Regions from separate parts of the Homo sapiens genome. Here region 2 is linked to region 1. A link is a loop called in an ENCODE intact Hi-C map of the cell type or tissue named here. Cell type or tissue: PC-9. All regions are shown on one strand.

Evidence for each region. A loop is a pair of places that touch in the nucleus more often than their neighbours do. Peaks named below come from ENCODE experiments on the same cell type or tissue, not always from the same donor. Only the 100,000 strongest peaks of a DNase experiment are listed, where the experiment ranks them.
Region 2: it touches region 1 in a loop (4-fold over the local background); 7 of 110 quality-filtered maps call a loop at or near these places.

The regions. Positions count from the first base shown.
Region 1 is chr17:33,008,499-33,016,498 of GRCh38, reverse strand. ASIC2 (acid sensing ion channel subunit 2) reads left to right here. Exons shown (of 10, transcript NM_183377.2): 9 at 460-528; 10 at 2,433-3,412. The coding sequence ends at 2,534. Among named protein-coding and RNA genes, the nearest start is that of SPACA3, 21 kb to the right of the region's middle. RefSeq lists an enhancer at 1,721-2,222. In PC-9, no CTCF peak of the experiment used is centred here; a DNase peak (open chromatin) is centred at 3,618; H3K27me3 peaks cover 4,808 bases.
Region 2 is chr17:33,670,254-33,678,253 of GRCh38, reverse strand. It overlaps a transcript of ASIC2 not described here. Among named protein-coding and RNA genes, the nearest start is that of ASIC2-AS1, 120 kb to the right of the region's middle. In PC-9, CTCF peaks have their summits at 3,243 and 3,445 (motif pointing right); no DNase peak of the experiment used is centred here.

The sequences.
Region 1 (8,000 bases):
CTATTGCTAGGAGTAAAATGTTATGAACTCAGGCATGTCCTGGTCTTCTGAATTGTGTGCAGTGTCAGGCCTAGCAAGTGAATAATAATCTTGTCCCCCAGCCCCAGCCACAGAAAGGGGGTCCCAAGGCTGCTCCTGAGGACAGACAGGGAGCCAGCATACCAGCACACACCACTTACTAACACTCGCCAGCCACAAAGACAGCAGTTCACCCTGTGAAGCAGGGCCTTCCATTACCTATTCCTAGCTCCATCTCCTGCAACAAAATCCCATTTCAGCCAAAAGGCTGGGTTGAGACAGACAGGCACCTGGAGCTGGCTGCCAGGCTGGGCTTGTGCTACGGTATGTTCAGCCACAGCCCAAGCAGCTGCCACCCCAGTGGGGCCCAATGGAGGGAGGTCCCTTCTGCCTCTGCACCCTCTTCCCGGCCTGACCAACCCCTTCCTGCTTTTCTTGCAGCTGATCAAAGAGAAGCTATTAGACCTGCTTGGCAAAGAGGAGGACGAAGGGAGCCACGATGAGAATGTGGTAAGAGCAGCTCACTGATTGGAAGTTGTTCTGCTGCTCTGGCTTGTACCGGCAGTACAAAACCAGATGCTGGGGCCGGGCAGGAAAGATGTGACTCACTGCACACCTTTCCATGGCTTGGGACATGCTGTCAGTTCCCAAATCCAAGGACACTCCAGCTGAGCCTCGAGCCTCTCTCTGAGAGTCATGCCAGAAGCCAGTACGGATGCAGCAGACACCAGGAGGTGCTTCCAAACATAGGAACTGCCTGGCCCAATCCAGCTTCTCCCAGGCAGACAGCTGCTTCCCCCATCTCACAGCAGGGGGAGAACTGGACAGGCTCTGTACATCTACTCCCTTATTCCCCAGTGGTGGCAAAGTACAAGCAAAGCATCATTGGCCCTCCATCCCATTCGAAAGGGATAGAGTATGGAGCCCCATGAAGTTGGTAGTAGCAATAGTGCCCATTATAGCTACTGACTATTGTATGCCTGGTACGTGTCAGGCACTGTCAGGCACTTTGTATTTGAGGCAGTTGAGGCCCAGAGACCAAAGTCCCACAGCTGCTGAGTGTCAGAGCTGCCCTCCAAGCACTTCTAACCACTGCCCTACTCTGCCTCTCTTTCCTATAGCCCGAGGGCAGCCCCTCTGTGGCTGTTGGTCATTCTGCTTCCAAAACTCAGTCTACTCCTGGGCTCAGGCCTTCGCTGATGGGTGCAGGTGTCGCCAGCTTTCCCCATCCAGCCTTGGGCCCCAAATCAGCACCTCCAGCCCTGGAAAACGGTGCCCATTGAGTGACCACCACCCACTTAATATCAACAAATCCAAAATGGATCCCAGCCCCTTCTCCCTATATGGATTCCATTTCTGTTCCACACACTGTCTACAAATCTTGCTTTGATTCTCCGGTCCCCTGCAGCCTCTGTGGAACGGAAGTGGGGAAGGGGAGGGCAGTGTGGAAGGGGCCCACGGTCTGGCATCAGCTGGCCTGGCTGGATCCTAAGGCTCCGGCTTCCTGGCTGTGTGCCTGGGGGCAAGTTACATATTAAACCTGTCTAAGCATCTGCATCAGATCAGACTGCAGGGGGCTGTCATCCGAGTTCAGTGAGATCCTGCCGGCAAAGCAGTCAGCACAGCACCTAGTTTATAGTAAGTGCTCAGCAAGTGGTTCCCTTTGCACCCCCAGAGCCCTCCTTGCTTCAGAAGGTCTCAGCGTCACAGCCTCTTCTCCACCCTGTTTCTCCTCCCCTAGTTGTGGCCCTATCAAATCTTCCCCAAATTCCTGGCACAGCCTCCTGGCTAGCGGTGCCCTGCTCCCATCCCTCCCAGCCTCCCACCCACCACAGCCTGGGAACCACCCTGAAGATTCATGTGCGGCCAGCTCAGCCCCTCCCCGCTTAGGGACCCACAACTACATTGCCCTGGGTCCAGCTTAACCCTAAAAGTCCTTGGGGCAGCTCTGACCAGCTCTGGCTCTGAGCTCTAAGGCCTTCTACCGTTTCTGCTTGGCCTCAGCCATGGGTCCTCCCTGCCCCAGGCTTAGCCATGGGCTGCACTTCCTGCACCATAGCCCCGAGGGAGGCCCCCAAGAGAGAGGTCAGGACTCAGACCATCCAGCCCCAAAGCTACAGACCACTCAGATATAGGTCCAGTTACATGAGGGGCACCTCTAAGAGGGATCAAACCAGCAGCCAATCAAACCAGGGAGCCTTCTCACTGCCATAGGGGGCACCCAGGTGTGCAATGGTAAGGATTCCATTCAGCCTCATGCCCCCAAGATGGTAAACTAGCCTATCAGATGTCTGGAGCAGAAGCAGCCCACAAGTGGGGAGCACCTTCCCCAGGGCCTAGGCTGGGCCGCTGGTGGCATCATGAAGAATTTTTGCTGAGCGAATAATAAACTCCCACCAACCCTTCCCTTCCAGAGTACTTGTGACACAATGCCAAACCACTCTGAAACCATCAGTCACACTGTGAACGTGCCCCTGCAGACGACCCTGGGGACCTTGGAGGAGATTGCCTGCTGACACCCCTCGAGTCACCCAGCACTCCCTCCAAACAGACCTTGAGGCCCAAGACCCAGGACAAGGAACAGCAAGCTCAGGTGGGATGGCCCCAGTGCTGGAAAGAAGCAAGAGCCCCCTATGCACACATTGCAGACTAGCTGCCTAGACCTCGCTCCGGCCACGTCCAACACGACGCATCCTTGGGCCCCGCCGTGCGTCCCTCTTAGGAGAGATGAGTCACACTCTGGAACTGTCCAAGAACGAACCTGCCATCACATCTCACTGCCAGATGTATAAAGCACCTGCATGCTCAGACTTCTTGTGGCGCCACCTCCACGTCTGTCTTGTACATGACACTCCTCCACGCGGTTTCCAGTGTCCACACTGCTGCCCGTGCAGTGGGACCAGATTCCAGGTCCAAAGTCACCATGAGGCCACCCTGGAATCAGAACTGCACAATCAAGAGGGAACCCATGGGACTCTCTGCTACATTCAGTTCTTGTGTCGTTTGTGAAAGTTCTTAACCTGCCCAAAAACCCCCTTTTCCCCAAGCTGCCCATGGGGCTTCGGCGCCAAAGGTGACCCGCGCCAACCTCCCTCCCCCCCAGTGCCTATGACGGCGGCACAGCAGCCAGCGGGTGGGGGACGCCTGTGTTCACCCATGGTGCCCATGTCGTTCTTCTCTCCCTGTGACACAGCTTGTACAGTCTGATTCTTTTTATCTGGGGTAGGGGGGCTTTTATGTTTGTCCGATGGAGATTTGTTTTGTTTTGCTTCATTTTATGCTTTTTTATTTTAGTTTTGATGTTCTGAGGTTTGCTTTGGTTTTTCCATTTTCTTTGGCATTTATTTATTCGTGCTTCAAATCACAGTCATATTAAAAGCTGGTCTTGTGGAAATGGCTGAGTTATTTCTGCCTTTTCTCCACATCCGAGTCTCTCTCCCTCCGGGGCCTAGGAAAGGGTCGGACCTGCCAGGTCAAAACTGCAGACTGTGTATATGTAAAGTTTTACGCAACAACACTTACTTTTACAAAATGTGCATACTCTATATGTTTATTCTAAAATTTTTTAAAGATTGCTCACAACTTTGTAAATGTCTTCAAGTCCCACTGATGAGTCACAGCCCGCGTTCTGAAGGAGGCTGCCCTGGACCCACAGGCACGTGGCCTGGAGAATGCTGCTCAGACATGGAAACTATCAAGAAGGCCTTTGTGTCCCCCTGTGATCTGTCTGCTACCCTGACCCCTCCTGACCCCATCGGTGAATTTGGGCTGGACACAGGCCCCAGCATGGCCTCCCTCCCACACACGAGCCTTCCTGGCCTCCCCACCCCCAGCAAACTGACCTGCCTTGTCCCCCCAGAAGCCACACTGGCACTCTGCCTTGCTCCCCATGAGTTCTTAGAGGTGGAATGAGAGGTTGGGAGGTGCCTTTTGGTGTTACGGACACAGGGCATGCCCTTTTCAGCCTCCAGGTGTGAGAGAGAACTTCCTGATCAGGCAGAATCCTCATCCTTAGCACCATGCTGGTTCCATAGCAGCAGTTCCTTTAGCCTAATCTTTCACTTTCCCTCCCGGCCCCCACCACTCCCCCCTCAAAGTCTCTCCTCAAGCAGTGAAGAAAGGCCTAATGTGGCTGTACCTTTCCCCTCAAGCACAGGTGCTCAGAAAGCACTGGCTAGACCAGGGGTTCAGGGTTCCAGTCCTGTTCTGCCATCCAACCTCCCTATCTGTCTGTCTCTCCTTCATGACCCGCTAACACAAGGAAAAGTTACTTGCCCAGTGTGACAAATGGAAGAGTCTCCCACCAGGAGTTATGAGCCCTGGCCCCACAGCGTTCTTCTCTCAGTAGCTGTGTGACAGTGGGTGAGACCATGCACATCTCTGGGCACAGCTCCCTCAATTTTTGGATGAAGATAATACCTTACCTGTGTGAAGGGAAGATGCAGGACCAGATGATCTCCTGAGACTCAAAGTGCCATAACAGCACTGCCTCCCCTGCCCAGTGGGATGCTCACGCCCAAGCATGGCCAGGAGCTGGCAGTCCTGGGGACTGTAGAAGGCAGCTGGGACAGAGCACCCCTGTGATGCCTCCTCCCAAGCATTCTCCCAGATGGGGCTGCCAGCTGTTAGCTAAGCTAGCTTTTATTCTTAGAGAGTGTAAAGTTGCCAGAAAGGGTCTTGTATGGTTTTCTATCACTGCCACTGCAAATAACTACTACCCTCGTGGCTTAAAACAGCACAAATGTATTATCTTACAGTTCTATAGGTCAAAAGTCTGACACAGGTCTCGCTGGGCTAAAACCCAGTGTCAGCAGGGCTGCATTTCTTTCTGGAAGCTCTACAGGAGGCTGTGTTTCCTTGCTTTTTCCAGCTTCTAGAGGCTGCCCACGTTCCTTGGCTTGCAACCACTTCCTCAGTCTTCAAAGCCAGCCATAACGGGTTAAGTCCTTCTCCTGTCACAAATCCACACAGGCACATCTCCCTCTAACTGTGACTTCTCTCATGCTTCCCTCTTCCATTTTTGAAGAATTTTTTTTTTTAGACAGAGTTTTGCTCTGTCACCCAGGCTGGGGTGCAGTGGCATGATCTCGGCTCACTGCAACCTCTACCTCCCATGTTCAAGCGATTCTCCTGCCTCAGCCTCCCGAGTAGCTGGGATTACAGTCATCCACCACCATGCCCGGCTAGCTTTTGTATTTTTAGCAGACTTGGGATTTCACCATGTTGGCCAGGCTGGTCTCAAACTCCTGACTTCAAGTGACCTGCCCACTTCAGCCTCCCAAAGTGCTGGGATTACAGGTGTGAGCCCCCATGCCCAGCCTTTAAAGAACCCTTTTGATGACACTGGGCCTACTGCATAATCCAGAATAACCTTCCCATCTCAGGATTACTAAATTAATCACCTATTCAAAGCCTCTTTTACGATGTAAGGTCACATATTCACTGGTTCCAGGGATTAGAATGGGGACATCTTTGGAGGCCATTACCACAGGCCCACAGGCCTGCTGGATCAGGTAGCTTAATGTCCTCATTTTCCAATTGAGCAGACTCTCAAGAGGAGAGGAGGGCCTGGCCTAGGGTCACACAGTGAGTTAATGGCAGTGCCGAAGCTATACCCCTAAACTCCCAGGTTCACAATTCCATTTGTAGACCCACCAAGGTGACTCACTTTAAACAAGAAGGACTGACAGTGATCAGTTTTCCAGACTTGGCCAGAGTGTGAAAGTCCCTCCACTGAGACAAACTCACCCACGACTACATCAGGCTGGAAAATGCCCTGCTGGTATCTACACTGTCAGATACAGAAGAACAGGGATCCAGAGGTTAGCCTTGGACCGCTCCTACCAGGGACAGGAACCAAATGAAATGACTGTTCAATTAGTCGGGAGTCTCTCTGATGCTTCTGCCTCGTTCCAGTTTAGCAGCTTCTTAAATTTTTTAAAAATCTATAGCTTAAATTACAATTTGAACTGCTTCGTTGGATTTCTGGCTTCCTTTTCAGAAAAAAAAATTAGATCCATTTGTGATAGAGCAAAGAATATTTAGATGCATTTGGATTGCTTCAGGGCTCACAGATGTCTGCACCCATATGGATTTGAGGATTCTGGCTTTGTCCGGCTTAAACCAGGTCTACATTCTTTACCTGTTTAAAGAAAAAAAAAAGGAAATTCAAGAGAGCAAATCAATAGGCAGCTACTGATTATTATTAATTGGCTGTTAACAAAAGACACAGTCTAAATTCCAGTGGGTAGGGGAGTGTTTTTATGATCCTCCCATCAAACAAGTAGCTATTTGTGCAATCATTTCCTTAGTGTGGACCTGGGGAAGTCTGGTGGAGAAGGGAGACTCAGGGAGTTGTCCCATTTTCAGGAGTGACCCAAAAGATGACACCAAGGCTAGGAGTTTGGAGCAATCACAAGTCCAAACCACAAGGTTGAATTCTCAGTGACTTCAGAGGATTGGATCAATCAATTAATTAGTTAATTAATTAATGGCACATGACCCCAGACACGGGATCTTGGGGATGTACAGCAGCTGAAGAGAGTGAAATGATTGAGCCTCGCTGTGAGCATCCATTGCCAGAGGACTGGGCTAGTTGCTCGCACACTGTTTTCTTGTTTTTGGCAGGGACAGGCCGGAGTTATTTTATTTTCCTCGTTCCAGCTTGAAGCTATTTTTGTGAGAGTTTTCACCATGAACGCTGCTAGTGAGAAGCTTGCGGAGCCACAAGCACTGATGAGGGGGAGACAGAGGGTCTCTGGAGAATGGCTCTTGGTGAGCTGGGAAGGAGGACGTCGCAGGCAGGCCCTGCCCACAGGTGTGATCCTGGTGGGTAATGTGTTCCCTCAGGTAAAGCTCAGCACAGCCCACCTGAGCCCACAGGCCCAAAGGAAACCTCTTCCTCCACAAGCTCAGAGATTTTTATTCAATTTTGAGAACCAAACCCTGAACGGGGCTGAAGGCCTCCATAAGATCCCAATGAATCAACTCCCATGTGACAAAGAAAAGCGGGCTCAGAGAGGGCAAGGAACTGCTAAAGCAGCGGGAGAGAATGCAGCCAACCCTGACCCGCACACAGCCAGGGCAGACCCTCCGCTGCACAGAACAAGCTCTCTGGCATAATAGGGAAGGCAGCAGGGGAAGAAAGAAGGGGCAAATGCAGGAAGGGCCCAGGTGCATCTGCCATGCCCTTGTATGATTGACTGCTACCTTGCTGGGCACTTGCAGTGAGGCAAGGAATTTCTAATCTGAGCAAGGAATACTGACAAGTAAACAGAAGACTGCAAAAGATGAATCTGGGTTTTCCAGTTGAAGGGAAGTGAGAGAGCAGCGTATGGGAAGCCCAGGAGGCTGGAGGAGGCACAGCCCAGGGGATTGCACACAGGTCCGGGAGAACCCAAGCAAAGACATGAAGGGGCATGAGAGGTAGGCAGGTGCTGAAGGATGAAGGGCCTGGCCACCATGCTGAGAGGAGTGTCACGGCTAAAGTCCTTCAAGCTCTTTCCTTTGCTCCCCAAGAGGCTATGAAGACATTTCCCAAACCAAGGGTTGATTTCTTGAGCTAATGCCTTTCTCCCCACTCATTGGAGATTCTTAGCCTCTTAGCACATGGGATCTTTTTGTGCAGCATTTATGTATTCCTAAGGCTAACAGGTTATTCTAGGGGGCATGAGGTTCATGGGGACATGAAACAGGACTATAGGACCCAACCCTGCTTGAGGACAGGTGGAAGGAGGAGAATCTCTTACTAATTCAATTTAACATTTGATGAAACCAGTACTCACTTGTTTTTCAAGAATAAAGCAGTGGGTTGGAAAAGGCTTTGGTCAAAGTCAGAAGACTGAGTTTTGTTTTTGTTTTTGTTTTTGTTTTTATTGAGATGGAGTCTGGCTCTGTCGCACCTAGGCTGGAGTGCAGTGGCGTGATCTCGGCTCACTGCAACCTCTGCCTCCTGGGTTCAAGCGATTCTCCTACCTCAGCCA
Region 2 (8,000 bases), 660 kb before region 1:
GCATTTACATTATACTGTGGTCTACTAAGTGTGCAATAGCAGTATGTCTAAAAAAAGTCAGCCCTTAATTAAAAAATATTTCATTGCTAAAAAGTGCTGATGATCATCTGAGCCTTTGGTGATCTGTAATCTTTTTGCTAGCTTGATGCTGATGGCTACTGACTGATCAGGATGGGGACTGTTGAAGGCTGGGGGACTGTGGCAATTTTTAAAAATAAAACAATGAAGTTTGCCATGTAGACTGACCCTTCCTTTAACAAAGGATTTAACAGGTAGCATGCAATTCTGTTCGGTAGCATTTTACCCACAGTTTACCCACGCCTTCAAAACTGGAGTCAATCTTCTCAAACCCTGCTGCTGCTTTATCAACTAAGTTTATGTAATATGCTCAATCCTTTGTTACGTCAATAGTATTCACAGTATCTTCACCAGGAGTAGATTCCATCTCAAGAAACCACTTTCTTTGCTCACCCATAAAAAACAACTCTTACTTCGAACTTCATCTGTTCCAGTTTTTTCATGAGATTGAAGCAATTCAGTCACATCTTCAGGCTCCACTTCTTAGTCCTCTTGTCACTTCCACCCCATCTGCAGTGACTTCCTCCCCTGAAGCCTTGAACTCCTCAAAGCCATCCGTGAGAGTTGTAATCATCTCTTTCAAACTCCCACTAAAGTTAATATGTTGATCTTCTCCCATCAGTCACAAATGTTCTTAATGGCATCTAGAATGGTGAATCCTTTCCAGAAGGTTCTGAATTCACTTTGCCCGGATTCATCAGGGGAATTACTATCTATGGCAGCTATAGCTTTATAAAATATATTTCTTGAATAATAAGACTTAAAGGTCAAAATTACTTCTTGATCCATGGGCGCAGAATAGATGTTCTTAAGGGTCCCAGGATTTTCAAAATGGTGAATGAGCATTGGCTTCAACTTAAGTCACCTCCTACGCTGGCCTCTAACAAAAGAGTTACCCTGTTCTTTGAAGCTTTGAAGCCAGACATTGACTTCTCTCTAGCTATGAAAGTCCTAGAGGGCATCTTCTTCCAATATAAGGCTGTTTTGTCTACACTGAAAATATTGTTTAGTGTAGCCACCTATATTAGGCTGTTCTTGCATTGCTACCAAGAAATACCTGAGACTGGGTAAATTATAAGTAAAAGAGGTTAAATTGGTTCATGATTCTAGTGGCTATACAGGCATGGCACCAGCATGCCACTCACAGTGGAAGGGGAAGCAGGAGCGGGTACTTCACATGGCAAAAGAAGGTGCAAGCGAGGCAGTGGCATGGGGGGCACAAACTTAACCAGATCTCAGGAGAACTCACTCACTATCAGGAGGACAGCACCAAACCATAAGGGATCCACCTCCATGACCCAGACACCTTCCACCTCCACCAGGCCCCACCCCCAACAATGGGAGGGACAACTCAACGTGGGATTTGGTGGAGACATGTATTCAAGCTATATCACCACCTTCATCAATTATCTTAGCTAGATTTTCTCGATAACTTGCTGCAGCTTCTACATCAGCACTTGCTGCTTCACCTTGCACTTTTATGTTGTGGAGATGGCTTCTTTCTTTAAACCTCATGAACCAGCCTCTCTCTGCTAGCTTCAAACTACTTCTGCAGCTTCCTCACCTCTCTCATCCTTTATAGAATTGAAGTGGGTTAGAGCCTTGCTCTGGATTAGGCTTTGGTTTAAGAGAATGTTGGGCATGTTTGATCTTCTATCCAGACCACTGAAACGTTCTCTATATCAGCAAGAAGGCTTTCACTTTCTTCTTATTCCTGTGTTCACAAGTAGCACCTTTAATTTCCTTCAAGAACTTTTCCTTTGCATTCACAATTTGGCTATTTAGTGAAAGAGGCGTAGCTTTAGGCCAGTCTCAGCTTTCTACATGCCTTTCTCACTAAGCATAATCATTTCTAGCTTTTGATTTAAAGTGAGAGATGTGTGACTCCTTCTTTCACTTGACTACTTAGAGGCCATTGTAGGGTTATTAATTGGCCTAATTTTAATATTGTTGTGTCTCAGGGAAACAATTTCCCAAAGAAAGGGAAAGAGATGAAGCAGTCAGAACACACACAGCAATCATCAATTAAATTTGTTGTTTTATATGGATGTGGCTCATGGTGCCCCAAAACAACTACAATAGTAACATTAAATATCACTTATCATAGATCGTCATATCAGACACAGTAATAATAAGAAAGTTTGAAATATTGCAAGAATTACAAAAATGTGACATCATAGAGACAGCTGTTGGAAAAATGACATCTATAGTCTTGCTTGACGCTGGATTGCCACAAATTTTCAATTTGTAAAAAATGCATTATCTGCAAAGTACAGTAAAGCAAAGTGCAATAAAATGAGGCTAAATCAGGTGCACTGGCTTACACCTGTAATCCCAGCACTTTGGGAGGCCGAGGTGGGTGGATCACTTGAGCCCAGGAGTTTGAAACCAGTCTGGGCAACATGGTGAAACCCTGTCTCTACGAAAAATACAAAAATTAGCCCGGTGTGGTAGTACACGTCTGTAGTCCCAGCTACTCAAGAGGCTGAGGTGGGAGGATGGCTTGAGCCTGGGAGGCAGAGGTTGCAGTGAGCCTTGATTGCACCACTGCACTCCAGCCTGGGTGACCCAGAGACCCTGTATCAATTTTTTTTTAATTTAAAAAAGAATAAAATGAGATGTACCTATAAACCCAAGCAAGCAAATGTGGGAGGCCGTGAAGCTCATCTGTGTCCCCCAAGGCAAGAACCCCAGGTTGCAGGCTTTTTCAAAGACTTCCAAACTCTGCTTAAGCTCATGATTCCTTGGAACAAACAGGTGTGGAGCTGATCACGGGGCCCGTGCAGAGCCCAAGGCCAGAGATACCCCTTGGGAATTCCTGATGCCAGAGTAGACAGGACATCCTGGTACCTCTCACATTCCTACAACACACTGCAGCCACCCTGAGCCTATGCCCAAATCCAGCTGGAGGAGCAATGTGTCAGACAAGAGGAAGATTTCAGGTAGATGGAGCATGACAGGTGAAAAGAGAATAAAGAAGATGAGTCACTAAAGGGTTAAAGGGAAATAACGATGATAACATTAATTGATATTGAGTGGTAACTTGCTATGTGCCTGGTACTGGTCTAAGCACTTTACAAGAATTAGGTCATTAATCTCCACAACACCAGAAGGCGGACGCTTTTATTTGTGTAACTATTGTGTCCAAATCTTGCAAAGTGCCCACCTTTGTTTATCTGATTCGGTTTCCCCCAAATCCCCAAGTAGTTTTCATTGATGAGATTGTCATTCTCATTTTTAAGACAAAGAAACAAGAGGCTCAGAAAAGTGAAATGAGTTACCCAAGGTCACGTGATTCCTCAATTTCTGGGCTCAGACCACAAATGCAGGGCCTAAGACAGACTTCTGAGCTCTTTGTGCTACACTACATTCGGCCGGCAGAGAGCAGAAGAGAGCAACATTGCTTCTTTTTCAGGCCAGCCAGGGACAGCACTAGAGCCCTGGATATCACAGAACGAGCGGCATGGATTTGTTTATTCACCCATTAAAAAATTATTTATTCCATAACTTACAAGTTGTTCGAACTTGGACAGGTCACTTCATCTCTCTGAATTTAGTTCCCATATCTATAAAGTGAAGAAAATAGTATTTTGTTCATAGGGACACAAGACTTAAATGACACACACATAAAAAATATTTAGCCATGTCTGACACAGAGCAAGTGCTAAGAATAGTAGCTTCTACTATTGCCATTATTCATTGATTTGCACAGTATTTCAGTTATTCCTTCAATCATTCACCAAACATTTTTTCATTTAGTATCTGTCATGTAAACAAACAACAAAAATTGTCCTAGGGCCAAGGGAATGAATGAGGGTGAGTTTCAAAGGTAACTCAGATATGTTTTCTGGAAGAAGGGAGAAAAATCATTGCAAAGGAACTGTAATACGCTGGGAAAGAGGAGGGGACTCCCCACTGTCGGGAGAAATGAAGGGCACCTTCTTGGAGCACGGAGCTTCTGAAAATATCTTGCTAAAGACACGGGCCAGGCTCGGTGGCTCACGCCTGTAATCCCAGCACTTTGGGAGGCCGAGGTGGGCGGATCACGAAGTCGAGAGATCAAGACCAGCCTGGCCAACATGGTGAAACCCCGTCTCTACTAAAATACAAAAAAATTAGCTGGGCTTGGTGGCATGTGCCTATAGCCCCAGCTACTCAGGAGGCTGAGGCAGGGAAATCGCTTGAACCCAGGAGACGGAGCTTGCACTGAGCCGAGATGGCACCATTGCACTCCAGCCTGGCAACAGAGTGAGACTCCGTCTCCAAAAAAAAAAAAAAGACACGGATGCACAGACCTTAGCTCAGACCTACAGAATCCCCAGCTCAAAGGACAGGTCTCACTTGCCCACATCTTTACAAAGCTTCACGAATGATTCTGACAGTAAGGTAGGTTCAGGGAGCCACTTCTTTGGATATTGAAGTATGCATAGGATTTAATCCCCTGAAGATGAGAGCTGCCAGGACCCATGTTTCTCCCCGAGAGAGTTTTGCTATCGCTGTGGGTGCAGGGGACTGGGCGAGGATCTCAGAAGCCATAAAATGAAAGGGACACAGAGGACATGTCCTTCATCCCCAGTGTAGGAATCCTCTCCTGCTCCCTGGTGATATGTGGTCCTGGAGCCTTTGCCTGAACATCACTCCTCCTTTTGAGCCTCAGTTTCCCCATCTTTAAAAAAGGGTTTGCATCAGATGATTCTTCAGATGCCTTTCAGCTCTGATATTATATGACTTTGATGCAGACATCACTGCTCTGGAAGGCAGCCTGTTAGATAAAACAGTGTGTGCTTCAAGAGAAATCTGCTCCATGTCTGCTATAGCTTCTTCTCACCCAAAGAGAAAGCCCAAGCCCTTTGCCCTGGCACCTGGGCTTCTCTTGGAGGCAGCCCTTGCCTCCTCTGCCCTCCTCATCCCCTTTATGCCTCAGTTAAAATGAAATGGTCTCCTCACTCTTCCCTGAGGCCTGTTGTCATCCCATCCTCAGTTTCTCTCCCTTCAACCTTCACCGCCTCCTGCACTCCCCTGCACCTGCACCTGAGCCTGTCAAACCCTACAGGGCTTTGTAATGCTGCCGCCTCTATGAGGTCACCCCTGATTTCTCTCAAACGGAGTAACTTCTCTTCTTTATGTCCCCCATCCCAAGCTTTACACCATTATCACTGTCATTACTTCCTGCTAACAACTTGCTACATGCTGGGCGTTATGTAACATATGTGGCATGCTTTATTTTATTGACCCATTTCACAAACCTATGATATTGATATTATGGCTATTTCCACTTTATAGATAGAGAAAGTGAGCTCTGGGGTGGTTGAGTGACTTGTCCACAGAGGCTCTGCCGTATGTTCCAGTCATTTCTGCAGGCGTCTCATCTCAACGCCAGACTGGAGATTCCTGGTAGTCCTAAATGCTGCCAGTTGAATCTCTCAGGTCCTATAAGGAGAACTTGAATACAGGTTGTATTAAAAGATGTAGCAGTTCCTAGGAAGATAACATCAGCAGGCTGGGGTGGAAAGTCAAAGCTATCTCTTGGGACACTTAAAAATTGGAAGAATCATTAAGAAACAAAATATTAGGGCCAAGTCCATCCTAATCCAAGCGAGTGAAATCCGACCATGCCCATCTTTAGCCACAGCAGGCTAAGAAAAATGCCCCTATCAAAGGCACTGGGTTCAGACCCAAGCCTTGCAAAAAATCTCAGACATGTTTGGGTGATGTATTTTTTTTTAAGTGAAGACTTTTTTTTTTTTTAAGCAAGGAGTGTAAAATAAAATAACAGCCACAACACAAGTGAAATGCAACTTTTATTTCAGCTCTTGTGTGTGGTAGGAAAGGTAGGTATGGGAGGGGGTGGGTAATAGCATAGAAGAACCTCCTTTTACAAGGTCTGTAGTAGAGCAGCCACATGTCTCCTTCCTTCCTGCACAGTTGCTTTTTAAATTTAAGAAGTTGCTCAAATGGGAAAAGCTGTCTGTCTGTAATTGTCCCAGTGGCAGCCAGCATTAATGGAGTGTGTGAAACTGGCCTTTTGGGACAAGGTATAAGAAAAATGACTGCCAAGGGTTAAGAACCGGGAGGTTTATTTTTCATTTGTGCAGAGATGGATCCCAGAGACTTCTTTTATTCTGGAAATTTTTTTTCTTGGCTTTTCAAACCTCCAAATGAATAGGGGGGGAAAAGTGAACTGATGTGATTCCAATTTGCAAGAAGAGTGCAATTTCAATTGATTTAAAGTGGGGAGCAACACAGGTAATGATCACAGAAAGTGGCTGGAATTAGTCACTAAACAAGGTTCAAGGTTCCAAGCCTGACTTCTGTTTCATTAGCGTTAAAGAATGAGAATAAAAAGATAGATGGTTCCATTTATCAGGTTCCTAATAAAAGCATGAAGCGGTGCATCTCGCGACTCAGGACCCAGACCAGGCCATAGAGACACTGACATCTAATCTGGACTTTACCCCCCAGCAATGTGATTTGACTCATAAAGATGTACTTACTAATTGTAGCCTTCCCAAGACCTTTGGACCCTCCCAAGTGGATGTCCACGCAGGCTGAGAAACCTGGATCTTTGTGTCTTAATCATATGAGGTCTGACTAAAAGTTGCCCTAGGAGAACACTAAATAGTCCACTTCTCCCTCCTTCCTTGTCTTTCCCATATCCCATCCCATTCTGGCTGTCAGTCATAGAGAACTGCTTTCACTAATTCAATGTCTAGTGAACAGTTCACCAACCAGTGGGAACGCTATCATGGTTGTGGGGCAGAGCTAATAAGATGAAGTGTTTGGAAGTATCACAGGCACGTAGTCAACCCTCAATGTGTGTTAGTCTTTATTATTGAAGGAGTTTTTTTCTGATTATTACCCAGAGGATTTTAAATGCTATGCTGGGTGTGCGTGTGTACATGTGTGCACATGCATGTGTTTGTGTGTTGGAGGGGGAGCAATTAGCACAGAATGCCATGTGAGACGAAGAAAGGAGGTCAAGGCAGGCTTGGGATGTGAGCAAATGGGACATCCACTTGAAAGAGTAAGTCTCTGAGTTTCTATCCTAAAGAGCAAGTTGTATCATGGAGTAATTGATAAAGGAGCTGCAGATATAGATAAGAGGTAAAGCCAGACGGGTCTCATGCAGCACTCCCATGGAATCTGAATTTTTGTCCCATGGGTTCTTAAACTTTTCATCTCTTAAAAGCATAGATGAAGGAACAGGAAATCTGACAGCTCCAGAGGCAAAGCCCAAAAAAAGCATTTTCCAGGCTTAACACTTTGAGGGAGTCTCATATTTTATCTTTAAAACTTAAGCTAAGTTTGTGTACTACTCTTTTACATATACCAATGTGAAAATAAAATTGATAAACTCTAGGACTGGTGCACATTTACCTGGGGGTTGTCCTGCCATACCATCCTGGAGCCTGTGTACCCAGTCTGAGAAACACCATTGTTGTTGATGGATGGAAACTTGCAGAAGTATTTTGAAAAGCAGAGAAGTGTGCTCACGTTTCCATTTCAGAAAGATGAGGTTGATGGATTAGAGGGGGCATCAGGGGGCTGGAGATCTAGTCCAAGAGTAGCTCCAGTAGTTCATTGCCTGATCAAAGGAGGTATCCAGGGATGGAGCTCAGAATGGCATTGCCTGCTGCTAGTTCCCCTGTTCCAGGAAGCCTTCGTCACCGTTGAGATGGGTAGCCATGTTTCATTTTTGTTTGTTTGTTTTTGTAGTTGCTTGCAATTCTCACTTTTTCTCTTCATTTAAAATGGTGATTCCTTATTTTAAACATTCTTGGTCCTGAAGATTCAGCATTCCTATTTAACATAACTGGCTCAGGCTTGAGTATTTTCTCTGCATTAGAAGACACCTTAGCAGGCCTCTAGCAGCATGGCTGGTGGGTAGTTCAACAGCACCCATTTGACGGTGCAGTGGAGGA